2 separate regions of the Mus musculus genome follow, and region 2 is linked to region 1. A link is a loop called in an ENCODE intact Hi-C map of the cell type or tissue named here. Cell type or tissue: left cerebral cortex. All regions are shown on one strand.

Region 1 (8,000 bases):
TACACGTGCTTTGATTGCAGTGTCAATTCACTTAAGCAAAAGAAGCTCTTTCCTTCCTGCGGGCTCCATCACGTTGCATCCGATGGCTCCACGTCTGTCTTAATGCTTAAAGGTGTCCAAGCCTCAAACCCAGTTACTGAGACTGCAGCCAGTCATTTAGGACTGAAACTCTAGTTGAGTTGTTGAATACTGGCTTCAGAATTCACCATCCCAATATAGTTTGAGTGCCACATGAAATTAGTGTGTCATAAATTTAACCAATTCTGTTGGGTGATAGGTCCTAATAAGTGAATTCAGCTCAATGTTGCTCACTCACTCCTGGCTGCCCTTGCCTTCTGCCCTGCACTCTAGTATAGTACTACATGAAGACTCATAATTCCTTGTTCATCATAAACTTCCCTCCTCAGCCACTCTCTATAACCACATAGATTGATAGACAGCAAGTACAGAGAAGTAAAACTTTTTTTTTTAACAAATGGCTGGAATGTGGGTGTGACTTTGGAATTGGGCAATGGGTAGCCAATGACAGTTCTGAGATAAATGCAGGGAAGGCCCAATTGTCAGGAGTGAAGCATAAAAATAATTCTGTTAAGGGCTCTGAGAAAGGAAGCTAACTAAGGTGTGCCTCGTGTTTCCCAGAGAGTACTTCAGTAGTACTTGGCATAACAGAGACAGTCAAGAAGCACAAAGTCTCAGAAATGATAATTAGTACTAGACAAGGAGTCAAAGCCATGCTTGGTAAATAGGTGCAAAGCAGAGTTGTCTGTAGCCTAGGCCATTCGAAAAGGCTGATTCAAAATTGATAAATTCTAATAATAGAAGAAGTTAGTAAGCAAAATATTGAGGAAGTGGCTTGGCAACCTTTAATCACATATAGTAAGATGAAAGAGGACCAAAATTAAAGACAGAATTTAATCATCAAATGAAAGCAGAGAAAAAAAGATTTGGAAATGTTACAGCATGATCCTATAAAGTGTGAAGAGTCCTATTTAGGAACACAACCACAGGGATAGCCAAGCAGCTAGTTGCTGGAGAGGCTAGCCTACATAGAAGAGGTCATTGGAACAATGGTAAAGAGACACCAAGGCTATGTCAGATGTCTGAAGATCACAGCTCCAGTAGTCTTGACTACTAACTTCTAAAGAGGGTACCACAGGATCTTAGCATGTCGGGGGGGGGGATCACAAATTCCTGTGTAGCATCTCTCAGCCACAACTATGGCTTCATCCTCTACTTGGACAATGTAAGTCATAAGCTTTGGTAATTTCCTTACAGTACCAACTCTATGGGTATGTGAAATGAAAGAGCTTCCATCATCTCCTCCACTGAGATTTCAAAGGAATCTGGAGGACACTCAGTGGAGATTTGTCATAGAAAAGCAACCACTTCAGAGCCCCAACAAAGATAATGTCTAGTATAGGTGTGAAATCAGGCCCTCTACAGAGTCGCCATAGGAGAAATACTTGTTGGTGCTTCAGAGGGGAAGTCCTCAAGACTCCACAACTATAAAGCTACTGGTATGCAAATACCAGTGTAGGAAAACTTTAGGCATTAGACTCCAACCTCCATGTGGTTTTGCTGCCTAGACTAAGCACAGCAAAGGATTGAGGCTGAATATTACTGGCCAGGGGCCTTCATCCCTAGGCCAGGAGACAGGACATGAAGTTGAGATTTCTCCAGCTTTAAGATTTAATGTTGTTTTCCCTGTTGAATTTGCACTCACATGGGAGCACAACAAAACATTTTTCATGTGTTTCTATATCCTAGAAAGAGAATGCCTAGAAAAGGAATAAATACCTTAGAAGGAGAATAAAGTATCTTTTATTTTGTGAAGTCTGGTGATTATCACAACCTCTCTGATGAAGATACATCTTCAATTAAAATGAATTTATGCTTTGAGTACCACCCATATCTTACTTACATGAGATTCTAGACTGAAGACATTGCTGAGCTGTGGTATTTGCTAGGTTAGAGTATTGAGTATATATTTGGCTTACTTTAAATTTATGCCAGGCTTGTCAGAACATACCCCACATAAGGAGCATGCAAACTGGGAAAGAGATTCAGTATTCTGCATTGTGAGAAAAACTTGAATTTTAGAAAGTAAAAGTGGAATGTTGTCATTTGAAAGTCCCTAAATGCATGTGTCATACATAAGCCAGAAGAACTCATTAGGTCATGACAGCTCTGCCTTGACAGGTAGATTGCAGTCATTGCCCTAGACAAGGTTAGGTCTCTGAGAAGGGCTTTGTTAGAAAACTAAACATGTCCTTAGCTTGTTGTGTTTTGCACCCTCCTGTCCCTCTTGCTCCTACTCCTCCTCCTTCTCCTCCTTCTGCCATCAGATGACAGCAACCAAAGGCCCTAGCCAAGTGCTAAGGCAATGCTCTTAGACTTCTCAATCTCCAGAGAATGAGTCAAAGAATTCTGTTAGAAGTTACTTACTCTTGGATATTTATAGTGGCCCAAAACTGATAGAAACATGTTCCTTTGTGCTTAGAAGGAAGACACTTGCTGGTTAATGTGTTCTCACATTTGTATTAATCATAAGAGTGTCAGCTTCTCTTATGACTGAAACCAGGCCTTAGAAGCTTCCTTGACTTAGTGGGCTGGAGTTCAACTGAGTCCCTTCTCATAAAATTGTGACCCAGAGTAGCATATGCTCATGACTTAACACAAGGAGGACCCACACAGGCCACATGCCTGCAGAAGTCAATTTTAGAAACAACAAATGTCTACTCTAACAAGACATAACAATATTTTAAGAGAGAATATATTAAATCTAAAAAATCTGGGGCATTCTTAAAGATGCATTCTTTCCTGAGTTTGTATTTGTCTTGTCAATTAAATTGACTTTATTTCTTCTCAAGCTGGTATGTTTAAGGACAAGAATACATTGCCTACAGTCATTACGGGAAAGTGTCTGAAGGCCACACAGTATTAATTAGAATTGGCTAAGCTTCCATTGCACTGTCTGATTTTTGTTTCATAGTTGTTAGTGGGTAGTTAGCTTGATATATTTCCTTTTGATAAAATTCTGATTACTTCCTCATGTTGCTCATTTTTCATTTCTCAACACTGTACCAGTAATTTCCAGAACAGGAGCTCTGCAACTGACACGCTTCCCATTCCTAAGAGCAATGGAAGGCCCATTCCAGCCCCCTGCCAAGAGCCACAAAGCAACCCACCTTTGAAACATTATCTAGATACTAAGTTCCTTGTTCTTAAAGTACAAAGACAAGAGTTATTTCCCTTTAGCTCCCTAGTGACTAATAAAGAGAAATCCCATTAACCTACTTAGAGATAATTGGTACCCCAGTCTGTCTCTGTAACTGGGTCTAGCCTGGAACTGAATGCTACCTCCTTTGAAGACAGCATCATAGACATAGTGTCATGTGTTTGGACTTGAGGAACCAAAATAGCACAAGTTAATAGAATTCCTGGAAATTTAACTTTTTTTTCCCTTTTAGTTGAAAGCTATCTTAAATTATGTACAAAGATAGAGACCAAAAATCAGCAATATCTAGATGTTCATCTCAGGTAATAATAGAATCAAGAATCTTTGTTATTTGTAATTCCATATTGTATTACACAATGCAAAAAGACTAAGAAGTCTTGAAGTTTAATCTCTCACTGATTACAGTTGCCAGCAAAGGGAAGAAAGGCCTAGAAACACATTCTTTGAGCTTCATTTAAGGAGAAGTTAGTGCCTTGCCTTGAGAAGACAGACTAAGCATTCAGTTATTTCCTTGAACTGACTCAAACCCTAAGTCTTTTCTTAATCAGCTGTGCATATGTTCCTAAAGCGTCTTCTTTAATGACTGTCGCTTTCCTTTTGCTTAACATGGCATCCAAAGGAAAAGGAGATGAGAGTGAAAAAAGGGAGGGGTATGATTAGCAGAGACTGGGAGTCATCTGCCTATAGTTCTGGAGGATCTGGAGAAAGATGTGGTGTGAGCCAGAGTCAAGACCAGCCTATGGCACTGTAGCAAGACGCTTTCTCAAAAAGCAAAGCTCTGTACTAATCAAAACTGTGCAGTTCTGATAGCTAGGGCACAGCTCAGTCATCGAGTGCTTACCAGTTATACATAAGGTCTTGGTTCTAATCCTTAGCACATGAATACAGACAAACAGACAACAAAAACTTAACGTGAAACTGATGTATCTATTAAAAATCAGTTGTGGGGGAGTGGTTCAGTAAAACAGAAAAGATCCCAGAAATGAATTCCTGAATATAAGTGTGATGGCTATTCTTGGTTGTCAACTTAACTACATCTGCAGTGAACTAAATCTCAAGCAGCTGGGTACCCATGTGAAGGATTTTTTTTTCCCTTAATTAAATCATTTGAAGTGGGAAGATATATCTTTAATCCAGATCTTTGGAGGGGGGACGATCTACCTTGAATCTGGGCCACACCTTCTGCTGGCAGCCTACATAAAGAACATGGAAAGGATGCTTTAGCTCCTTTCCTGCTTGTTAACACTTTCCCTAGCGAGTCCATTCCTTCACTGGTACCGGAGCCTACTTCTTAGGGTTCTGGCATAAACTGAAGACAAGCTGAGACATACAGCCTCATGGACCGAACAACTACTGGATTCTTGGATCACCCATTGGTAGAGAGCCATTGTTGGACACGTGGGACAACAGCCTGCAAGCTAGAATGACTGAGAATCTAGTTGCTTCTCGGCCCACAAGACTGGATGCCTCAGAAGTCCCCTGTGCTGCAGACCTGAAGGGCTTCTTAAAAACTATGACTATTGTCTATACTTGAAGGCTGAAGAACTGAGTTTTGATGGAAGCAGCAGTGATAGACAGCAGCTATAGAATAGATAGGTTCACCAGCAAGAGGCCAAGGCAAGCAGTCAAAGAAGAACAGTGTTTCCCTCTAACCTCCTTATATCAGGGACACCTTCCCTGTTCCTGTCAATCCTTCCAGAAAATGCCTTTTACAGACTTACACAGAAGTATGACTTATTTGACTCCAGATTCAGTCAAGTTAACAATGATGATCAATGAATACACATGCAGAGCACACAATTACAAATACTGCGTGCTGTACTTACATTCCTTTGTTTCTGTTGCTGATAATTTGACACAGTCTGAGTAAGTAAATAAGAGATTCATTTTGGCTCATGGCTGTGGTTCATGGTTAAAGGCTGTATCTGGACCCACTTTGCTAGCAGGTTCCAATCAGCCAAGCATAGGGTATTGCGAGACAGTTTGCATCATGTGTGTAAAAAACTTGGCCAAATTAACTTTGATTACAGATTTGATCATAAGATAAACCCATTTACCTGCATTAATCCATTAATCCACTAGAGAGGACAGGCTCTTTATCACCTCCTAAAGGTCCCACTTGGCCCTACCTTTTAATATATCATAATTGGAATGTAATTTCAACATAAGTTTTTGAGAGGACAACCTGTATTCAAAGGGTATAGAATGCTTCAATTTCAAAGAATAATGAAATGGGAATCTATTGTAGTGAGTGGGCAATGGATAGGGTAGCTTGGACCAGAGTACCCATCAAAGCTTGCTCAGGTTATGCTTTAAGGAATGCCTAGAGCATAAAGAGACTGATCTGCCCATCATGACTTACACTGATGGATTTTGTACTGTGTAGTTGTGACAGACAAGCTGTAGTGAAGCACTCTGGAAACTGGGGGTGAGGAGATGGCTTAGTTGGCAAAGTTCTTGCCAAGCAAGCATGCACATATTAGTTTAGATTCCTGGAACCTTTGTAAAAGCAAGGAACAAGTAAGCATATGAACCTCCACCTACTGGGGAGTAGAAACAGGCAGATTACTGGAGCTCACTGGTCAGCCAGGCTAGTTAAACAAGTGAGATCCAGGTTCCGTTAGAGACTGTCTCATAAGAGGACCGAGGGAGAACGTCAAGTCAAACTGTGGCTTATGTACATGTGCAGTGTGCCTACTGCATGAACATGTACACGCACACACACACACACACATACATACACACACACACACACACATACATAAACACACACTGATAGCAAAAAACATATTTTTAAGGATACAGTGGATAACTTCAGTTAATTCTTATAGAATCAGAAGCAAAATCAAAATATAATCCAAAAGATTATTAACATGAGTGTATTATATGTTGGGTTTTTTTTTAAAGGTAAAGTTTTTGTCTTAGAGAGGTAAAGGGAAAATTTACAGAAATAGCAAGCAGTATTTCTCTAGTTCAAATGTTTATATCTTGAGCAAGTAGATTAGTTTTGTATACCTATGGTTCAAGATACAACTTGTTTCACTTTCCTGAACAATAAATTCTTGAATTCCAGTAATCCAGTCATCAGTCAAGGTGAATTTCTCACCATTGATTAATTTTATACTCATTTATGGTCAAAACTGTTACAAGGAGGCCTGGGTGCTAACATTGAGAATAGGCACAGCCACACACCATTGGTTATCCTGTTTTGGGGTTGAAGCTAGACAGTCATTTTTTGAGATTTCTCTTAGAACACAATGTTTAGTATTTTATTTTCTAAGTAAGCTTTATTTTATGGTTGCAGAGGGCAAGGAAGGGACCATAGAATGATAACAGGTGATACTCTCAAAACACTGTAGGCACAATACCTTTTGTGTGTGTTAGTGCAAGCTTTTGACTTCTGCTTATATCATTATAAAAAAGGTTTTCATTTCTAATTATTTTAGAAACCACATGTCACTAAGATCATTAGAGAACATTAAAGCCAAAATCAATACTGAATCAAAAAAAAAAAGTGTGCAGACATTATTAGTTTTTTAGTTTTCCCAGAATGCAAGGTATGCACACTGAAAATGTATAGTATTTACTGTATTTAGATAATGGCTTACCTAAGTGTGCAGATAGGTGCCTACTATATAAGAAGAATGGGGTGAAAACCCTCAGGTTCTTTCATGTTAGGAGTCTGATCTGCCCACTGCTGCTTTCTGAAGTTAGCAATAGTAAGCTAAGTGGTCATGAAGAAAGTAAATTGCACATCAGTTCTGCCATGACCTTCAGGAAAGCAGACTGGAGATAACAAGTCTGTACTTGAATAAACAAGCACTTTGCAAACTCCTTGCTCTGTTTCTTTTGATATGGCGTTTATTTCTTTACTTTCCTGTATAGAAATCGAGAAGCAAACTTTGCTTTGTGTGTATGTTACTGCTTATTTTGTCTAAAGATGACCTTTTACCCTACCTCTATCATAAAACAAGATGTTAGGATGTGGTTTCAGGAGCATTGGGCTGTGAATATACATGAGCAATTAGTGTTACAAAGCAACATGGCTTTCATTGGGGGTGTGTCAATTGCATTCCTATATTAGAGAACAGAGGGAGGAGACACTGTTATATTAAATGAGATGAGAGATTCTGAGCAGGGCTTGGGAGAAGGGAAACCATCAGATGCAGTTACGCTTATATGTGGGTTTGATGAAATGAGTTTCAAAGTATCAGTTGCTGAGGTTTGTTTTTTGGTTTGTTTGTTTGTTTGTTTGTTTTCAGAGAGTAATTAACATTTAATCCAAGTAGCATCATACATGGGCTTACACAGTATTTTTGAGTCAGCCCTCATAGACCTTGCTACAAAGGGAAATAGCGTTTTCCTACAAACTGGAGAAAGATTTTTTTTACAGGGAATTAAGGATAAGCATAATAAAAATAGTAAAAGCTAAAGAGGTTACAGATTGAAGAAATTATCTTAGCTTTTAAAAGGCCACTCGTATTTGAATTGTCCTTTGCACTTGGTGTTGATAGAAGCTTCATGAAAACAGCTAATTCCAAGAAACTATCAGAGAAAACTTGCTGGCCTATCTCCCAGAAACAACACGTATGCATTTGGGCACCTAAGTACTTTCCCCTCTTGTACTTTGTAGAAATCCCATCTGAGGTTGTTATCAGGCAGTGAATTAGGTCATGTAGTCTAGACTGCTGGAAATCTGTCTACACTATTGGGACAGCTTTGAGTAAGAAAGGTGATCTTGCAGCTCTGAAATATAGATCTG
Region 2 (8,000 bases), 260 kb after region 1:
GACCATGCTTTACATCAGAGAGTGAGATGGATTAATGGCTACATTTTTGTTTTGTGTTTTTATTTCTCTACTTTTTCATAGTAAACATAAAGTTAAAAAATTAAAAAAATATGAAATCATCATGTCTATTTTGGACTATGCAATTTGATTTGTAAAAGGTTTTTTTTTTTTTTTTTTATCAAATACTCATTTCTGATTCAGGATCTTTCCAATCCTGTGCTACTTTATCACAAGCCCTTAACAATTTAAGCAAATCTTAGCTCTGAATTTTGGATATTCAACCCAACTCACTGTGTGTATGTACATTTTAATCAGGATTCAATGTTAATGCCTATGTGCCTTAATGAAGATTTAAATCCTCAAAGGACTATGAGCATTATGTATAGGTGTAGATCCAAATACTAATGCAGATTCTTTCAGGCAGAAGAACAAGACTGACTAAAGTACACTAACAGATGGGAGTTTTAATGAGAGGAGCTATTCTAGGGTGGTCTAAGGGATGATCATCATCAGTGGATAAACTATTTTCTTCTTTTGATTCATCTATTATTTTTCTCTATATGTTTACTAGCTGGTTTATTTGTATAGTACTAAGTTCCTTAACATTAGAAATGATATGGGTAAGGCCACTAGTGTCTGCATTTAGGCACTTGTCACCAATTCTAATCACCTGATTAGATCCCTGGAACCTACATGGTAAATGAAGAAAGCTTACTCTGAAAATTGTCATCTGTCTTCCATATTTGTGCCCTGGCTCATATGTTTACACCTGCACCTATACCCATCCACAACCATGCCCACCCCCCCAGCCACCTACACCCACCCACATCTATAATTACCCACACCTATAACCACCCCCATGCCTATCCACACTTACACCCATCCATACCTATACCCACCCAAACCTACATCCATCCACACCTACACCAACCCATACCTACACCTACCCCCATACCTGCCCACACCTACACCCAAAAAGCTTTCTGCTTCTGCAGGGAAAGCCCCATGTTCAGACTTATGTGAGTATTGTCAGGATTGACATCTTTATAGATATTAGAATGGGTCTCAGTTTCTTCCCATGCTTCCTTTGGGTGGTGGCTTCCCTTACTTAGTTCCTTGTCTTGTTAGTTGTCCATTGGTAATCTTACTACATGGCAGCCAGCTTCATTAAAGTGAGTAAGCAAGAGGATGATGGAGAGACTGCAAGGGATATCACATTCTTAGCACTTAACTGTGAGGTGACACACACGACTTAAATAGGGGTTCTATTCAGTAAATTAGGTATATTAGACATACCCGGCACTTAGACTTAGGGCAATATACAAAGGCACTTTTTACCAGTGTGTGGGAGATCACTAGAAGAATTTTAGAAGACTCTTTGCTCCATTACTTTCTGGTCTCCATGTAAAAGCTTGTACTATTTTTCTTTCCTCTCCCCACCTCATTCTACACGCCTCCACCCCAATCTTGTTCTCTTTTCTCTTTCTTTCTCTGTGTCTATTTTTTTGTATCTTTGTATGTCATTCATTCCCTCCATCCCTTTGTCCTTCCCTCCTCCCTTTCTGTCTTTCTTATTGTGTATGTATGTTTGTGTGTATGTGTGTAGATGTGTTGAAGGTCAGGAGTTGGGTGTCTTCCTTAGTTGTTGTCAACCTTATTTTTATACAAGATGTCTCACTGAACCTGGCGAGCACTGATTTGCTGGCCTCGCTGGTAGCAAGCTTTGAGACTCATTCTGTTGCCACTTCTCTGCCGCAGACTATCCCCTTTTTGGGTCTCTTATCTGGGTGGAACGGGTCTCTGGTTGCAGGTGGACAAGGAGTCGGTGAATGACAGAAGCGACACACAAGATTGTGTAGAACCTGAATGTAATTTGTCAAATCGAGCATCAAACTTTTTATACAGAAGAAAATAGGGAAGTTGGGTGACACACCGGCAAGGTACAAAGAGGTTACTGGATTCTTACTCAAAACAGAGGAATGCAAACACGGAAGGACCAGCAGGAACCAACTGGGATAAAATTCAATGTTAACAACTGGGATCAAAAACAGCTCCACCTAAGGTCCACTTAATCTTAGAAGCCAGGGGCAAGGGCTTTGTGCCCTTGCCATAGTTCCTACTCTAGTCTACTATATTGTCCACCTTCCCCTTAGGCCATTGCAAATACTTGTATATGGGTGTAACTCGGCTATCTATAATTCTAAGTATCTACTGTGGTTCCTTCTTAGATCACAAACTTCCTTCTTCCTAGATAATGGTAAATTCCTGCATAGGGCAGTGACTTAGCTATGCATGCCCAGGGTCGGATCAAGGACTGCCTAGAATCTAACTTAGCTATATGTCAAAATATCAATCCTTAGGAGCACTTGTAATAAAGCAATATTAAGGGAAAGCACACAGATCCATTTACCAACTAAAGCAAGGACATTGGAGCATTCTTTATACAGGATGCCACGGTTGCAGGAGACTAAGTTTCCATGAACTTTTCGTCTCGGGACAGCGCCCTGGTTTTCAGGGCCTGTCATGCCTGTCGCTACTGGAGTGGATAGAGCACTTCTCCAGCATCGTGTTCACAGGGTAGGTTTTTTTCACATAGATGCTGTGGTTCTGAGTTCTGGTCCTCATGCACAGACAGCAAGAACCTACCAACTGACCCATCTCTCCGGCCCCCAAATACCTTTCTGTTTGCAAGATGTGCCCTTAATTTTACCACACATAATTCTGTTATAAGGAGAAGCCATAAGTTGGGTCTCTTTCTCTTACAATTGAAAAGGTTGTTTTCTGAAGAGAAATTCATCCCCCAGGAATAATAAATCCTGAAGCTTCTATGTGCTGCTCTTTAGAAGCCTAGAAACTGACATAGCCAAACTGAGGATGGCAGCCAAACAGGACTAGTGTAGCCAGTGTTGCTCAGTCTTTCCTTCACTGACTGATCAATGTAATCCAACTTTGATCGTCTGTCCATATCTTAAGAACTAAGATATGGTAAAAGAACTAATATGGTAAAAGACTAGTTAGGAGACTAGAGAGATGGCCCAACTGATAAGATCACTGACTGCTCTTCCAAAAGACCAGGGATCAATTACCGGCTCCCACATGGCAGCTTCCCACATGGCTTTTCACAGTCACCATCTGTGACTCCTGTTCCAGGGGGATCTGATGTGCTCCTCTGGCTTCCATGGGGAACAAGCATGTATGAGGTACATAGACATACGTATAGGTGACATGCCTAGTCTCATAAGATTATGAACTAAGTGCAGCATTAACCTCCCCCTTTGCTTCCAATATCGCATCCAGAATCAAGATTGACTTGTCAGACCTACTTTTGTCAGTGCAGTTTGGGTTTAGCTCTGGACAGTACATTTCATACTCTGGGCGCCATGATGGAGCTGAGTGATGCTGATAAGATGTGGCAATATGAAGGGAGAGTTGGGCAGAACCATAGGTACTATCTACATAAGAGATTATGTACACAGTGAGCCCTAGACAAAGTAAGAAATTGAAAATGTAATGATGGCTGGGCTGGGACCCACTGAATAGACGAGAATGAAAATAGGCCTTTGAGGATGATCCAAGACTAAGTAAAGAATATGGAGATATATTGCAGGCAACTAAAACTCTAGTTATAATAGAGAAAGTGCCTAAAATCTCAGGGAACATATTCTGTAAGACTCCCTGTTCGTGGGTTATATAATTTAATAGGGAACAACACTTTCTTATGATGATTCTGAATGGTCAGTTACCATGGTATAAAATTACATATGCATGCATATATTCTGTGATTCTTGCCCTTAGTATTAAGTCTAGGTAGAAAGATAATACACAGATATAAAAGAGATATAAGTCTCATGATGTGTGCTATGGGCAGTATAGCTTATGGGTGTTTGGGAGAAAAGAAATCAAGTCTATGTTAAAATGTCTTGTAAACTTGGACTTGATTCTTTTTAACCATTATCAATGCCTTGGATTTAGACCTAGAATGCTATCCTATTTGGTTTGGTTGACACAAGAGAAGGTGGTCATGGAGATTCCCTGTAGGAAGACAAATAGTGAGAAAGGAGCACAGTTTTATCTGGAACATACGAATTACTTGGTTTTGAACAAGGAAATATGACTAAGCACAGTGGGGGTGGTGTTTTGGAAAAAATATGGGGCTATTTCAGCCAAAATCAGAGAACACAACCTGGAGTCTTGGTTTCTAATGAATTATGGAACAGAAAGTATTTCCATTTGTTCTCGGGTAGGTGGTGCAGTGGCCAGAGTATTTTATATTTTAAATCTCCATTTATTTATAATTCAGAATTAGACAAGGGTGATAGCTGAAGAACCAGGTTTCCAGAACAATTATGTTGGACTAGTGAGAATGGCATTTGACGTCCTTTCTGGAACAGACTTATGTTGGAACAAAGTCAATGAGCCCATCTCCCTGTGCTGCTTTCTGTGCTCAGGAAGGCAGCATGGGGCTGTTGTTTGCTGACTTTATTCCAGTTATCTGCAGAAGCAGAGGCACTATCAAGCACATAGAACTCCTACCACAATAACTCTGCTGAGGAGACACTGTGTTGAAGGTCATTGAACCCTCTATCATGATCATTTTAATTTTTGGTTGTCTTTGTTTTTTTCTGGCTGGCCCAGGACCACACCTGAACTAAATAGAGCCTGTGCTTGTGTGTGCTGTCTGTAAACCAGAAGTACTAAATCTTAGGACCTATCTCACACTGAATGAGTCAATCCATGTATTAACTAAGTGACTTGCATATGCTTCCAAGTTTGAGAAGTACTTATGTCATACACCCTGAATTCAGCCTGGAGAATGTAAGAGGTAGAACCTCACTCCATCTCTAAGCCCTACCTTCTTCACCTTGGGCCCTTGAGAATCTCTTGTCTTAAATTATCACAGGATCTGAAGATTGCCCATCTCACTTGAGAATACAAGATAATTGGAGTTACCTAAGACTCATGGGCTTTGAAGAATATATATGAATTTTGGAATTAAAACCAAGAAAGACCAAGTTGGTCACTCTAGTCACATCTATTGATAATCTATTTAACCCTTACAGGTTACTGAATCCCATCCCAAATTCTGGGAGTGTGAAATGCATGGCATATGGAAACTGATTCCCCCAATTATGATTGGCTCAGGCCAATTTCTTATAAACAACAGTAGACAGGTGATGAAGGGTTATCTCTCTGGTCTTTGCAGTCAGGCTTATATATGGAGGTCTTTGGGAGGAAAGTAAGAAAGCAAATGAATGCTTCTCTAAATATTGCCACTAAGAATACTGTAAATGTAATTTACAGAGTAGCCTCTACTTAAATTTTATATTTTATTTTAATGCTGAGAATGGAATCTAAGCCCTCACTCATGTTAAAGAACTCTACCACTGACCTACTCACATAGCCCACCTTATAAGATTGTTGTATGTGGTGTGTGTGTGTGTGTGTGTGTGTGTGTGTGTTGTGTGTGTGTGTGTGTGTGTGTGTGTTTGTGTGTACCAATATTACTATTCTTGCCTGCCCTTATCTGTGTGGAAGCTAGAGGTTGACATGGAGTGTTAGAATTTCTCCATAACTATTCCTCATTTTTGGAGATAGGTATGCCTTAATTATTTTTCTATTGTTGTGAAGAGACAATATGACCAAGGCACCTTAAAAGACATGTATTGGGACTCATGTTTCCAAAGAGTTAGAGTCTATGATCATCACAGCAGGGAGCATGATGAAAAGCAGGCAGGTATGGGGCTAGAGCAGCAGCTGAGAGCTTACATCCTGATCTGAGAGAAAAGGGGGTAAGGAGGAGAGAGTAAGGGTGGGCCTAACTGGGAATGGTATAAGCTTTTGAAACCTACCCTCAAATGACACATCTCCTCTAACAAGACTACAGTCCTAATTATTTCCAAACAGGTCTACCAACTACAGACCAAGGGGTCAAAATAATCAGTCTATGTTGGAGGGGAGGCATTCTCATTCAAATGACCATAAGGAGTAATGAAAATGTATCTTAAACGTCACAGATGACTTGGGTAGGGGTCGGGGCTGGGCCTGGGCTCTGTGTGTTCTGTAGTAGTAATAATAATTCTGTACTTTGGTGTCCAGCCTTTCAGATCACTGAGTATAGTTTCTCTTCTGCAGCATCCAGTCTGTGTTTTGACATTCTGTGCTAGGCTGTCCTGAGGTATGGATGATAGACACTGACAGTTGCTGACAGTGACTATGGATCTTGCCATTACCCCAGGCTCTAGTTTCTGCCTGCAGTAGCATTGACTTCCTAGTACCAGGCATCTGCCAATTGAGCACATTTCTCAGCATTTCTGTCTCCATTTTGTGGCTTGTCAATATCAAAGTAAATAGTTTATCTGTCTTTGAGTGAGGGAGCCTTACAAGGTGGATGGACCCAAATAGTTACCTCCACCAGCAAAAACTGGGCCCTCTGGCATAGCATTAGGTCACAATAACATAGTTCAGGAAACTGGAGGAGCTGAGGGTGTAGTTATGCAGCAGAACGCTTATTTATACAGCATATGCAGAGCCCTGAGTTTGATCTGCATTATCACCACACAACTAGCAGAAAAATAGAGCATGGACGTTGTTCTGAAACTCCCTCTCAGCCAAATTTATTTATGTGTTTCTATTTTGTTATTACACCCCTCACTTCCTTAGAGAACTTAAGTCTTTCCTTTTTCCAGTGATAACAATGTTTTTAGAGGATAAAGTTCCATGAGGTTGGGTCTCTAAGGGACTCATATGAGAAAGAACAGTATGTAATTTAAAACATATTATGCTACCGTAATTAGAACAATGAATTAGAGAATTATTAGGGAGGCTTTCAAGTGACTGCTTAGATGAGATTATGTCTGCTTCCAGGACCTGATTCTTAATGATCTTTATTCTGTTCATGGCTAAACTCTCCTGAAAGGTCACTGTAAATAGAGACAGACATTAGAGCAGTTGCTCATACCGTCAGAATTCCCTGTGTGCACACATGGAGGCTACATTCGATAGTAGAGAGGCGGGGTTTTAAACACAACTTCAATCAGCTTTTTAAATCAGTTTGCTCATCAATCAGATTCAAGGAGACTTGGCACAAATATCCTTATCTTTATTAGCCCAGAACAACAAACTACCTCTGATTTCTCATTCTTCCTTCCAAACTTTATAATTTTTAAAACAAAAGAAAAAAGCATAATGAGAGAAACTCTTGGAATATTGATACAAAGCTTTAGACAATACATAAAGATAGAGATAACTCTTCCTGAAGCACCATGACTTTCTTCCAGGGTTTGTTTTTAAGTAGGTTGGAGGATTGAAATAACACAAAGCCATGCTTATTAGGAAGCAAAGTAATCATCTTATACATAGCTTTACCTCCAAATCTTTAGTTCAATTGTAATAGAGACATCCCAGCTTGCTTGGCTCTCTCCATAGCTAAACAACCTTCCCACCTGGAGTGTTCTCCAGGAAGATGGGAAGGCATCTTCACTAAAGTGGAAGCTGAAGGCAGGACACGTGCCCCACCTTGAAAGTAAGAATATGGTAAGAATATGGTAAGAATATGGACCAGAGACAGAGACATAGGCTCAGCTAATCTAATGTCTTGTTAATGGTTCAGAATCTAGAGAAGAGACTCAAGAGATGCCAAGTCTTCCCGAGGCACTTATAGTAAATCTGATGAATTTTAGGGAAAGGGTCTGAGTCAACCCTCAGTGTAAGTGAGTGTCCAGTGAATGACCTGAACCAAGTGATCTTTATTACACATTTCATTTTTATATCCTTGCCTTCCTGATAATTTTAACAGTTAAAAGTTACCCACTAGCTCAGTATGACTGGAGAAAGGAAAGATAAAGGTTATTCAATGGCAGAAACCAGCCTGCTAACTCCTTTGGGAATTCAAATGAGCCTAAAGAACAGACATTATTATGTAATTAAGTCTGACCAGGTGTAGTTACAATTCTCCACTGTCTTTCCTGTCATAAATATTACGATTTTAGGACAGGGGTAGA

What was found. Peaks named below come from ENCODE experiments on the same cell type or tissue, not always from the same donor. Only the 100,000 strongest peaks of a DNase experiment are listed, where the experiment ranks them.
Region 2: it touches region 1 in a loop (4-fold over the local background); 5 of 42 quality-filtered maps call a loop at or near these places.

What each region holds. Positions count from the first base shown.
Region 1 is chr8:67,701,530-67,709,529 of GRCm38, reverse strand. All of the region lies in intron 15 of Psd3 (pleckstrin and Sec7 domain containing 3), which reads left to right. Among named protein-coding and RNA genes, the nearest start is that of Gm32888, 160 kb to the left of the region's middle. In left cerebral cortex, no CTCF peak of the experiment used is centred here; DNase peaks (open chromatin) are centred at 2,068, 2,416, 2,601 and 4,452; H3K27ac peaks cover 4,408 bases.
Region 2 is chr8:67,442,302-67,450,301 of GRCm38, reverse strand. No RefSeq gene overlaps it. Among named protein-coding and RNA genes, the nearest start is that of Nat1, 45 kb to the left of the region's middle. In left cerebral cortex, no CTCF peak of the experiment used is centred here; a DNase peak (open chromatin) is centred at 4,173; H3K27ac peaks cover 1,512 bases.